3 separate regions of the Homo sapiens genome follow, and regions 1 and 3 are each linked to region 2. A link is a contact called in ENCODE Hi-C or POLR2A ChIA-PET data. All regions are on one chromosome and are shown on one strand. The core of a region is the stretch at or near the end of the contact, and the rest is flanking DNA. Distances in the headings are between cores, read along the strand shown. Region 1 overlaps MYO10 (myosin X). Region 2 overlaps MYO10 (myosin X). Region 3 overlaps MYO10 (myosin X).

What was found. A loop is a pair of places that touch in the nucleus more often than their neighbours do. ChIA-PET counts read pairs that join two places held with the same protein, here RNA polymerase II (POLR2A). Pooled maps may share reads with other maps.
Region 1: a map of Caco-2 shows a loop between it and region 2 (2.0-fold over the local background). The contact joins two enhancer-like sites. A Hi-C loop is called at or near these places in 4 of 168 maps with a recorded cell type or tissue (Caco-2, colonic mucosa, endometrial microvascular endothelial cells and 1 more) and 5 of 50 pooled maps. POLR2A ChIA-PET finds 5 or more read pairs at or near these places in 5 of 52 experiments (AG04449, AG04450, H1 and 1 more).
Region 3: a map of HepG2 shows a loop between it and region 2 (2.3-fold over the local background). The contact joins two enhancer-like sites. A Hi-C loop is called at or near these places in 2 of 168 maps with a recorded cell type or tissue (Caco-2 and HepG2) and 3 of 50 pooled maps. POLR2A ChIA-PET finds 5 or more read pairs at or near these places in 10 of 52 experiments (A673, AG04450, BJ and 7 more).

The regions. Positions count from the first base shown.
Region 1 is chr5:16,697,926-16,702,326 of GRCh38, forward strand. MYO10 (myosin X) reads right to left here. Exons shown (of 41, transcript NM_012334.3): 25 at 3,038-3,913; 26 at 1,525-1,648. Among named protein-coding and RNA genes, the nearest start is that of RETREG1, 83 kb to the left of the region's middle. Within about 2 kb of position 2,318, at least 2 of the 41 ENCODE cell types and tissues checked have a DNase peak (open chromatin) inside an H3K27ac peak, as active enhancers do.
Region 2 is chr5:16,756,718-16,761,010 of GRCh38, forward strand. It overlaps MYO10 (myosin X), which reads right to left. Exons shown (of 41, transcript NM_012334.3): 18 at 1,401-1,509. Among named protein-coding and RNA genes, the nearest start is that of RETREG1, 140 kb to the left of the region's middle. Within about 2 kb of position 2,839, at least 2 of the 41 ENCODE cell types and tissues checked have a DNase peak (open chromatin) inside an H3K27ac peak, as active enhancers do; they include A673, where a contact is called at or near this core.
Region 3 is chr5:16,724,593-16,728,658 of GRCh38, forward strand. The region is part of intron 19 of MYO10 (myosin X); the gene reads right to left. Among named protein-coding and RNA genes, the nearest start is that of RETREG1, 110 kb to the left of the region's middle. Within about 2 kb of position 2,184, at least 3 of the 41 ENCODE cell types and tissues checked have a DNase peak (open chromatin) inside an H3K27ac peak, as active enhancers do; they include A673, where a contact is called at or near this core.

The sequences.
Region 1 (4,401 bases), core at 1,068-3,567, 59 kb before region 2:
AACAGGACGGTCCCTTCTTTTTAACCATCCACGTAAAACTCCTGCCCAAAATTGGTGATGATTATGGTTTCTTATTATCCCTGTCACTGAGTTACGAGTCAGAGTCAAGAACAGGAACAAAGCATAAATATGAGGTCCCAATTAAATAATTAAATAATTTTCTGGCTAGGCATGGTGGCTCATGCCTGCAATTCCTGCACTTTGGGAGGCCAAGGTGGGAGGACTGCTTGAGGCCAAGAGTTGGAGACCAGCCTGGGCAACATAGTGAGATTCCATCTCTATAAAAAATTAGCCTGGCATGATGGTGTGCGCCTGCAGTCCTAGCTCCTATGAAGGCTGCGGCAGGAAGATGGCTTGAACCTGAGTTCAAGGCTGCAGTGAGCCATGACCACACCACTGCCCTCTAGCTTGGGTAACAGAGCAAGACCCTGTCTTAAATAAATACCTAAATAAATAGATAAATAAATAGTAAATAATTTTCCAAAAGGAGTGTGCCTCAAGGCCCCTAAGTGTTAAGGTTCAGCAAAGTATACTCAAATGTTAGTAACAATCAAAGCATACAATGCAAATGCTCATCATGAAGTAGGTATGGTGAGCAGTTCAAGCCAGCAGTGGGCCTCAGTGAGATCTTCACTTTCCCCCATGTCTAGCACATCCTTTTAGGCTCTCTAATATCCCTGGCAGGAGAGAACATGCAGTTTTTTTTTTTTTTTTTTGAGACAGCGTCTGGCTCTGTCGCCCAGGCTGGGGTGCAGTGGCGCGATCTCGGCTCACTGCAAGCTCCGCCTCCTGGGTTCACGCCATTCTCCTGCCTCAGCCTCTCAGGTAGCTGGCACTACAGGAGCCCGCCACCGCTCCCGGCTAATTTTTTGTATTTTTAGTAGAGACGGCGTTTCACTGTGTTAGCCAGGATGGTCTCGATCTCCTGACCTCATGATCCACCCGCCTCGGCCTCCCAAAGTGCTGGGATTACAGGCGTGAGCCACCACGCCCGGCCGAGAACATGCAGTTTATCATGAGAATGGGTCTCGACCAATTCCAGCAGCAGCAGCAACACACACATTGGTTTGTATGTCTGTATATATGAGAGAGAGCAATGAGACTGAGACAGAGAGGGAGACAGTGAAAGAGAAAGTGGGAGAGAGAGGGAGAGAAAATAGAAGGATGAAGAAAGAGCTAAGAAAGGAAAACGAGACAGGGAGAGACAGGGGAGAAGGACTGATACTGGAGGCAGTGGTTGCAAATGCTTCGTCCTGCCACTCTGCACCAAACCAGGGGAGTCACGACTGTGTTCATGCTGGTAGGACCACAGCACCCATGTCACACCAACATGACAAGGTGTCCCTTCATTCATCTAAGTGGCCCAACACTGAGGTAAGGGTAGGTAGAACGACTTTCCCAGTCCCCATCCATCAGCCCAGATACAATAACACCTCCGTTATTTCCCACCGCCATCCATCAGCCCGGATAAAATAACGCCTCGCTCTCCCCCTAACCCAGACTCCATGGCGGCTGCAGTCATACCTTTCATGTACAGAAAGCTGTGGAAATACGGCAGAGTGACACAGCTGTACACAGAGTCACGCCGGTATGAAAGCTCATCATCTGTATCAAACCTGGAATCAAAGTCCTCTTCACTATCTTCAAACTGGACCGAGAGAGAGAAGCCAACGGTGAGGGAAAAGGCCACAAAGCAAGCCACGAAGATACCCAGCATGTATCATCATTGAAAAAATACAAAAATACAGCTACTCAAGAGGCTGAGGCAGCAGAATCACTCGAACCCAGGAGGCAGTGACTGCACTGAGCAGAGATCGTGCCACTGCACTCCAGCCTGGGCAACAGAGCAAGCCTCAGTCTCAAAAAAAAAAAAAAAAAAAAAGGGAAAAGGAAAAAGAAAAAAAACAACTGACAAGCAATACGCCTGATTTACGGTAGCACACAAATAATTCGGAATTAAAAATACCAACTTTTAAGGTCAAATGGTCAGTTGAATTGATACATGAAAGACAAGATATACTTGAATCCAAAGGCTATCTGCCCTAAAACTAACAATGCTTTTTAAGGCTATAATTTTAATCAAACCATGCAAGAGTTCACCCCCTCTGAATTACTATATTAAATATATTTTCAAATCTTTGAAAGTCAAGAGAACATTCAATGCACGACCAAAGCGACAAAATAAAAGTAAACTACAGATAAATCCAGAAACTGGAAAAGAGTACATTTAAGCCCTGCAGCTTCTTCCTTTACAGCCACTATAAGAAATAACATCGTGTGGTTTGGATTGTGAAGTTAGTACAAGGAAAGTTTGCCAGTTCACCCCTGGCAAGTCTTGTTCCAGTTCAGGATGTGTCTTCATTTCCTAACGCAGCACGGCAAAGCTAAAAGTTCCATTCAAATTGTAAAAAAAGGGAAGGAAGAAATAAAATAAAATAAACAAAAGTTCCATTTAAAAAGCCAGTTTTAAGCCGGGCATGGTGGCTCACGCCTGTAATCCCAGCACTTTGGGGGTCCGAGGCAGGTGGATCACCTGAGGTCAGGAGTTCAAGACCAGCCTGGCCAACATGGTAAAACCCCATCTCTACTAAAAATACAAAAATTAGACCGGTGTGCTGGCGGGCATCTGTAATCCCAGCTATTCAGGAAGCTGAGGCAGCAGGATAGCTTGGACCCGAGAGGTGGGGACTGCAGTGAGGCAAAATCCTGCCAATGCACTCCAGCCTGGATGACAGAGAAGACTCCACCTCAAAAACAACAACAACAACAATAAATAAATAAATAGCCAGTTTTCTGAAGTCTTGGGCACAGCTCAGCTCTAGGCTTTGTGCTAAAACTGAAACAGGCACATCAAAGTTCTACTTATGAATGCAATTGGCTTATGGAATAAGCAAAAGGTTTAAGATGATCTCTAAGACCACGACTCTGCAATCTTTGCACAGATATCCTACGGGTATCTTCATTCAACTTGAGGATGCAACAGGGGTGGGTGTGACCGGCCACCCATTTCACTGGGACACGCCAGGCAGGTACTTACCGAGGACTGCGCCCCCTCAGAGCTGAACCGGTAGGCACCCGAGCTGTTGTAGGTCCCCACAGAGCAGCGGTAGTCGGGGGACCACTGGCTGCCGTAGGAGTTGGAGAAGGTCACGCTGCTGCCGGAAGTGATGGCACCGTCCTCATAGTCATCCTGGTCGTAGTCGTAGTCGCCGTCTGGGGAGGGCAAGTCCCCAGCGTTCTGGGGCATGCAGTAGGTGGACTCGCCGCTGGAGGAGTTGTGTAGGCTCCCGGAGTCCTGCACTGATGGGGCGAGCAGCACCGTGCTGTCCGCACTGGGGCTGGTGGGCACCACCGTGTCGTTCATGTATGGGTCCTCCTCTGAAGAGTCATCGCTGGTCCGGATGCCACTTGTTCGCTGGTCTGAGTGGCCGTGCTCGCTGGGGTTGGGGGAGTCCTTGAAGGCGTCGTCGTCGGCTTCGAAGCCCTCATCGACCTCCTCCTCTGGGTAGGGCTGGCTGAAGTTGAAGTTGGGCTTCTCCTCGCATGCGCTCTCAGCCAGCTCGCTGGAAAATTCGCTTCCCACCGACAGGGACCGCTCGATATTCCGGACACACTCGTCGATCTCGTCGAAATTGAGGGACTCGAGGAACTCCTGGGCCGCCCTGCACGCTTCCTCCTCCAGCCTGCGGAGCTCCTGGTCCCGCCGCTCCTGCAGCTTCTGCAGGGAAGCCTCGGTCAGCGACAGCTCCTGCTGCTCCTTCATGCGCTGCAGGTCCTCGATTTCTTTCTCCAGACGGAGGATCTCTTCCACCTGCTTATTTTCCTTCTGTTTCTCCAGTTCACGGGTCAGTTCAGCTTCCTTCTGGCTCTTCTGCAAGGCTTCGAGTTCTTGCTGCTTCCTCGTTTCTTCTTCCTGGACAGAAGCAGAAGGGAGATTTCAGAAGGCTTCAGTACAAAAGTCCAAGCATAGCTCCCGCTTTGCAACCAGGATGAAATATGGTCATTATGAGTTGGACTGTGTCCCCATAAAGTCTATAGGTTGAAGTCCTAACCCCAATACTGCAGAATGTGACTGCATTTGGAGATACAGCTTTTAAAGGGGAGACTAAGTTAAAATGAGTTCACTAGGGTGGGCCCCAATCCAAGATGACTGGTGTCCTTTTGGGAACAGGAGACTAGGTCACACAGAGAAAAAAGGCTGCGTGAGGACACACTGGACAGACGGCCACCTGCAAGCCAAGGGGAGGGGCCTCAGAAGACATCAAACTTAAGGATAACTTGATCTTGCAGTTCCGGCCTCCAGAGCTGGGAGAAAATCAGTTTCCACTGTTCAATCCACCAGTCTGTGGTATTTGGCTGTGGTGGGCCTAGCAAACTAACACGCTGGTTATACCGATTTAG
Region 2 (4,293 bases), core at 1,589-4,088:
CTCTTCTCCTGCCTTCGCCTGCACCTGGAAAGCTCACCCACCCTTTTCCATTTCCTTCACTGCTAGTCCAGTTTAAAGTCTCAAACATTTCAAAAACCCAAGGGTGGGTGCAGTGGCTCACGTCTGTAATTCCAGCACTTTGGGAGGCTGAGGCAGGAGGATCGCTGGAGGCCAGAATTTTGAGATCAGCCTGGGCAACATAATAAGACCCCATCTCAGTAAAACATCTAAAAATTAGCCGGGTATGAAAAATTAGCCATGCGTAATGGCGCATGCCTCTAGTCCCAGCTACTTGGGAGGCTGAGGCAGAAGAATCTCTTGAATCTGGGAGGTAGAGGTTGCAGTGAGCTGAGATCGTGCCATTGCATTCCAGCCTGGGTGACAGAGCGAGACTCTGCCTTTAAAAAAAAAAAAAAAAAAAAAAAAGTCGGGTGTAGTGGCTTACACCTGTAGTGCCAGCTACTCAGGAGGCTGAGGGGGGAGAATCACTTGCGCCTGGGAGTTTGAGGCTGCAGTGAGGCGTGATTACACCACTGCACTCCAGTCTGGGTGACAGAACAAGACCCTGTCTCACACACACACAAACACACACACACACGCACACACACACACACACACACACACACGGAAAAAAAAAAAGCTTTCTCAGAGAAGTCCTGGCAAACCGACCTTCTAGAAAAAGAAAACTGAAAACCTCTGCTGGAAGATTAAGAGCCTAGGACAAGGTAACTGACATCAGTCTCATCTAACCAGGGGGAAAAAACATCCAGATATGAGAAGAAATATATCCCATTTCCACATGAGTCTCTAAATACAAATCAGAGTGGTCCCAAATGGCCTTAAGGAGTTTGCTATTTCAAAAGCTTAGAAGAAATAGCCATTTATTTTTTTAAAAAGGATCTACATGTTTTCATCTGACTCAGAGAAAAAGTCTATTTTATTTCTTTTCTCTCTTTTTTTAGACAGAGTCTAGGTCTTACGCTGTCACCCAGGCTGGAGTGCAGTGGTGCAATCACAGCTCTCTGCAATCTTGATCTCCCAGGCTCAGGCAATCCTCCCACCTCAGCCTCCTGAGTAGCTGGGACTACAGGCATGCGCCACCGCACCCAGATAATTTCTGTATTTTTTGTAGAGACAGGATTTCACCATGTTGCCCCGGCTGGTTTTGAACCCCTGAGCTCAGGTGATCTGCCCACCTCGGCCTCCCAAAGTGCTGAGAATACAGGCGTGAGCCAAAACTCTATTTTATTTCTAAAGCACTATCTGGTTTAAAAGCATGATATAAAAGGAAACAAAAATAAACAAATATTCTCATAGACTTCACATACACCCAAATCCTCTTTTCAGTTCTTAAAAATACAGTAACGACGGATTCCTCTAAGCCAGCAGTGAAAACGAACCTTGAACTGTGAGCTGACTGTAGGCCGCCGATGTTTGCTTCCACATTTCAAGGTATCCTGGTTGTTGCGGCTTGAAACATGTTCAAAAAGATCGTAGATAAAGTCAAATCTGTGTGAGGCAAGAGCAGGAGGTCAGTGAGGCACACACACCCATTATTAGGTGCAAGATTATTGTAATTAATGGTGCCCTTTCTCAATGATAATTCAAAGTAATACACCCTAGGCCTGGAAGAACTAAGACAGCTTCCAAAGATTTCAAACCAAACACTGCCAAAGAGCTTTAGGCACTGAAAACACGTGGCAGTGTCAGAGACCAGAGTCTTGCAGAGAAGGGGACTGGCATGACAGTGACAAAGGGTGGAATCCCACTTAGGAGCTCTGTGCTTTCTGGAATGCCATCTAAGCCTCTGTAGCCTCGGTCTCCTCACTTGCAAAAGTGAGTTATTAGTTTTGCCATCTTGCAGTGTTGCAAAGATTGAAGCAGTTAACGGATGGAAAGGTGCTCCTGGGGAACACTAATTACAGGGTGAGGCAGGCGATGGTTCAAATCCTGTCTCCCCACTTCCCAGCTGTGTTGCTTGGGCAAGATGTTTCATCTCTCTCTAAGCCTCAGTTTTTTCATCTGGAAAATGGAGATAATTTTTTAATTTATCCCCTAATGCCAGGTGAGAATGAAAGGAGAACATGCATGTAAAAGGCAGAAAGCATGCTACCTGGCATATCATATATATTGATATTAGTTATTATTTAAAAAGTTCTGTAAAATCCATTGCTACTATTAACAAGGTAAAAGTGAAAAGCTTCCCAATAATTTTTTTTTTTTAGACAGAGTTTCGCTCTTTCACCCAGGCTGGAGTGCAGTGGTGCGATCTCGGCTCACTGCAACCTCTGCCTCCCGGGTTCAAGCGATTCTCCTGCTTCAGCCTTCTGAGTAGCTGGGATTATAGGCGCCTGCCATCACGCCTGGCTAATTTTTATATTTTGTAGTAGAGACAGGGTTTCACCATGTTGGCCAGGCTGGTCTTGAACTCCTGACTTCAGGTGATCCACCCGCCTCGGCCTCCCAAAGTGTTAGGATTATAGGCGTGAGCCACCGCGCCCGCCCAGCCTTCAATGATTTTTAAATCTTCCTTGCATGGAAGGTATCATGGGCTATGGAGCTGGTGGGGTTGGTGGCTTCACTGTCACCAGGACAGTCAGGGAAGACTTCTGAGCATCTGCCTCCCCACAAGCGGCAATATTAGAGCTTTCCCTGGTCGCTTCTTGCTTTGCCCCAACCTTTTTCATTTTTGTTCTCGGGTGCTCTTTAATGCTCACTCTCTTAAGTTCTCTAACTGTGCTTTGAGCTCTTTGGAGAGAAGCTTTGGTTCCATTAAAATGTCACAGATGTCAAAGGTGAAAGAGAGTGAAGCAAGTGAACAGCCCCAGCTCCTCGGTTTGCAAGGGGAAACCTGGGGTTGAGACAGGAAGTTCTTTACACCACTCACAAAACTGCTTCACGCTGGCACAGAGGCAGCTGGCGAAACTCCACCTCGCTGGTCTCCAGGCCTGCAATCTTTTCACTACGACAAACTGCCTCTACTTAACATCAATACAGGGCTTTTATTTAAACGTATCGCATTAAACTAAGAAATTGCTTTGACAGCATGCTATGGTGTTTTTTAAACACCCATCATTTTTACAGGTCTGAAAACTCACCTAAAAATAAAATAGCTAACAATGTTGTATATAGTGAACCCTCACATAGAAGAGTTAAAATAAGTTTGAAGATCAAATGTTTCAAATTCTGAGTTTCTAGGCTGATACTACCTTATATGGGCTCCCTTTGTCCCAATTCATTCCTATCTAAGTGACAGGTGGCCATCTAGTATTTACATTTCTAAAAGTATTACAGCTTTTAAACTTTTTTGCTACTTTCCTTCCTTAGATATAAACATGTGTTTTTGTTACAGATTCCCACCAGATCCAACACAGGTGCTGAAAGCTTTCAGGAAAGGGTTTTTTCCCTAAACTCTTTCTCTCTTACAAAGCCTCCTAAAAATAGTACACTTCCGCCGGGCATGGTGGCTCATGCCTGTAATCCCAGCACTTTGGGAGGCCGAGGTGGGCGGATCATGAGGTCAGGAGATGGAGACCATCCTGGCTGACATGGCGAAACCCTGTCTCTACTAAAGATACAAAAAAAAAAAAAAAAATAGCCAGGCGTGGTGGCGGGCACCTGTAGTCCCAGCTACTCGGGAGGCTGAGGCAGGAGAATGGCGTGAACCTGGGAGGTGGAGGTTGCAGTGAGCCGAGATTGCGCCACTGCACTCCAGTCTGGGTGACAGAACGAGACCCTGTCTCCAAAAAAAAAAAACAAACCAAAAAAAAACCAAAAAGGACACTTCCTGGTCTAATACATACAAATAACTTATCACTGCAAGTTTCTGTGTGTTTTCTTTATTGATTTAATGGTGTAAATTTATAATTCATGAACGAATAAATGAATATGTAATAAATTTATAATTATAGCTGAATTAAGGCATTTATTTTACTAACTAGAGACACAGGAGTCCTATAAAACCAAGGCTGAAATCAGCTTAACCACGCAGCTCTAAGCTCCCTGTGAAGACAGCAGACCACACTGCTTAAGATATTAAGGTTCTCAAGCCAACCAGACCAGATCAAAACTGGACTCGATGGCTCACTGGTTACCAGTTGAGAGGTCTTGGGGAAGTCACTTAACAGCTTTAACTGCTTCAAGGCTCGGTTTCCTCATCTGCATAAGAGGATTAATAACAGTATGTTACTTATACCTCTGTGGTTGGTTTATTTCAGTACCTCACTAAATGGCAGTCATTGCTTATATTATTATTATTATTATTAATTTATTTATTTATTTATTTATTTTGAG
Region 3 (4,066 bases), core at 934-3,433, 33 kb before region 2:
CGACTGGAATGTGTTTCTATGGGGGTTCCACTGCAAGACGTCATGAAGTAACTCTTCAGTATAGTGTTTAATGAGGAGGGATGCAAAAGAAATTGGGAGATTACAGCCATCTCTTTTTCCCCACTAACTAATTTGTTGTTGTTAAATGAAAAAATAATACACGCAAAGGATCTGGGTGTATATATGCATATATAATACATACACATACATACATATACAAAAAAGCATCTGCCATAAAAACCCCACAGCTCTCCTGAGGAAGACCATTCGTACTAGTTTCCTGTGTCTCCTTCAGGCACAGTCAATGCATGTATAAACACAGTATGCATGTGTGTGTATATGCACGCTCACGTGTGTGCAGATAAATACACGCACTGCTTTTTTAAAAATGCAAATAAAAGTGTTCCACATTTTGCTTCTCTTACCTAACAGAATCTTAGAGACAGTTAACCTGTCAGGATATACAGTTCTCTCACCTTCTTCTTCTTTTTTTTTTTTTTTTTTTTTTTTTTGAGACAGAGTCTTCCTCTGTCATCCAGGCTGGAGTGCAGCGGCATGATCTCAGCTCACTGCAACCTCAGCCTCCCGGGTTCAAGCGATTCTCCTGCCTTAGTCTCCTGAGTAGCTAGGATTACAGACATGCATCACCATGCCTAGCTAATTTTGCTAATTTTTGTATTTCTAGTAGAGACGGGGTTTCACCATGTTGGCCAGGCTGGTTTCGAACTCCTGACCTTGTGATCTGCCTGCCTCGCCCTCCCAAAATGCTGGGATTATAGGGGCGAGCCACTGTGCCCAGCCAAAATACTACATCTTAAATTGAAAATCGAGTAATAAAAATAGCAACTACCCAGCCCTTGAACAGGAGCTATGTTTCTACCATTGAACTGAGCACTTTACATGTGCCCACTTAATCTTTACAACTACTCTATGAATTAAATCAGTCCATGATGATAAAATTAAGTGTGTGATATACATTTTTAAAAAAGCAATCGTGTGGGAAATGCTCTCAGCTAATATTTCCACAACACTCTACAATTTCCAAAGTACTTTACCTACAATTTGCTCTATCACCCTGTGAGGTGGGTAGGGCAGCCATTAATTAGCATTTTCATTAAATAGGGTCAAAGAATGTTGTGTGACCTGAGTCATATCATACAGCAATTACCAGGCCAGAGAAGCAACAGGTACCCCCTTTTTTTTTTTTTTTTGTGAGGCGGAGTCTAGCTCTGTCACCCATGCTGGAGTGCAGTGGCGTGATCTTGGCTCACTGCAGCCTCCACTTCCTGGGTTCAAGCGAATCTCCTGCCTCAGCCTCCCAAGTAGCTAGGATTATAGGCGCACGCTGCCACGCCAGGCTAATTTTTGTATTTTCAGTAGAGACAGATGACCATGTTGGCCAGGCTGGTCTCAAACTTCTGACCTCAAGGTGATCCACCCGCCTCAGCCTCCCAAAGTGCTGGGATTACAGGTGTAAGCCACCGTGCCCAGCCCACTCAAGTCTTTTAACATTAAATCCTTGCAGATCATGCCAGATCTCCCCTAGAGTGCAGTAGCACATCTGCTGACTGACAAGTTTACGTCCAAAGTGATACCATATTAGTGGCCACTATGGTCATCTGTGGACGATCATCAAGTCAGCATGGTTCCATTCTGGCACATAGGTTGGTTTGTATGTATGGATCTCTATGGTGGTGGTGGTGATGGTGGTAACAGCAGTACTAACACCACTAGTAGTAACAGTACAAGTAGTACTTCCAGCAGCAACATTAGTGGCAGAGGAATAACAAAAGCTATCATGTACCAAGGGCTTACTGTGTCAGCTTTCATTTAATTTTAGCAACTCTATGAGGTAGATATTATTGTCATCCCCATTCTACAGATGCATAACCTGAAGTGCAGGGTGGTTAATTAACTGTCTAGGGTCACAAGGCTCATGCTTAATTAACACAGCTGAGCTTCAAATCCAGGCATCGTGACAGCCAAGCCAGCACTAAGCACCACTAGCTATGCGGCTCTTCCTGAAAGGTGCAAATTCAGGAAAGGGGGAGTTCCTGTAGTTCCAACGTATTCATTATTTAACAATGGAGTATACTTCCTGGTACATATTTCCTGAATATTTCTGAATGAAATTTATCACAATAGCTATCTTGGTAGCAGCCCAAAATAGAAATCAACTTCTGAGCATTAAAACCCACGAGATGATACATTTAGTTAGAGTGAGGGCTTGTAAACCACAGCCTGCCAGCCATATCCGGCCTGCCACCTGTTCTTGTAAATAAAGTTTTATTGGAACACAGCCACACATTGTCTGTGACCACTTCCACAATACAATAGCAAAGCCTAAAATACTTACTATCTTGCCAGTTACAGAAGTTTACTAATCTCTTGAGTTAGAGAATAAAAGCTAGACAAACAGGGTGCTCAACTGGTGCAAATTGAGTTGTGCTCTAGAGATAATTACACACCAGATTTCAAAAACTTAGTATGAAAAAATAAAGTATCTCATTAATCATTTTGAAATTTATTACATGTTGAAAGGATAACATTTTGGATATAGTAAAAAAAATATGTTGTTAAAACTGCTTTCACAAAAAAAACAATTTTTTTTTACACTTCTAAATGTGGCTACTAGAAAACCTAAATTAGACATGGTGCTCACATTCTATTCCTATTGAACAGTGTTATTCTAAAAAGTTAGGGCTTCTGGTTTATAAGGACTTGGAGAGTAAAACAACAAGGCTTAAAATTCTAATTTGATTACAATTTTGTTTGATACCTGCAGCATGTTTTGTATAAATACACTGTCAGACTATTTTGATATAAGGCTTGCATGTTTAGAGACTAACACATATTCCTTTTCATAACATTACCCATTTTTCAAAGATAAAAAACAATGCTCATGCAAATACTGTGAAATAAAGGCCCCATGAAGGGTTCTCACGAGGCTAATGACTCTGAACAAATAAATCAAACACGAAGAATTTCCATTAACATCAAATAAAGTGTCAAATAATCTTTCAAGATCAAGACAATGATTCTCAAACAACATATAACTAACTACTTTCCCTAACAAATTTATATTTAGTTTTCAGGGATCCCCCAAAAGATTCCTAGGACATTAACTTTGATTTTTGTTTTTTAAAACAAACTGTTGAAGCCAGCATCTTCCTTGCCTATGGGGATGCTGAAACAGAGCCAGCGCTGAGGACAGAGCTGTAATAAAGCTGGATTAAACAAGATAAAACTGGGGCACATACACTCCGATCCTTCCCCCCAGCCCAAAAAAAAAAAAAAAAAAACTAGCAAAGAAATGCCTGGAAAAGCTATGCCTAACAGCTCTCCAGTGTTTAGTACAAGCCCTTTCTCTTTAATTATGTCCATGGGACATTCACTCATTTGAATCTTGGCTGCCTCTGTGCCTGGTCACATACTTGTTTCCAAAACACACAAGTGGCCTGAAAATCACGTGTTGAGCGTGTGATTGAATGCTTCCTTGAGCTCTAGGAACATAGGCCGCCCTCCGCCATGGCTTCTTCCTTCCATTCTGGTTTCTGCCTCCTGGCTTCCTGCCTTTCACAGCCCTGCACCTGCCGCTCCAACTTCCTCTCTCTCAATGGCCCTGCGTGTGCATGGACTACTGCACACGGCCAGGGTCGCTTGTCTCCTCTCCTGCACACTGGACAGATTTCTCAACTCTGCCTCCTTCTGCGGGCTGCCCTCTGGGGAAACCCTGTAGGCAGATCCCAAACTTCAGGCCACACACCAGCTTGCACACCAACTCCTTGGGGATGAGGTACCTGGGGACTTTCTTTTGGCTCCCACCCCTCCAGCTCTTTGGGAAGATAGAAAGCAGAACTGCCTTTTGCTGCAAAAAGGGAACCCCTGGATCGCCAAAACTAGAGCTTTTTAATTTTCAACACTGAAAAAAAAAAAAGCTACATATAGTCTCCTTCCTGAATTAAAAGTTAAACGGCATATAATGACACCTAATATTTAAATATGAATTACCATGTACCAAGGCTTTCCATGAGTCTAATTGAATATCCAAGAGCCAGTGGGCAAG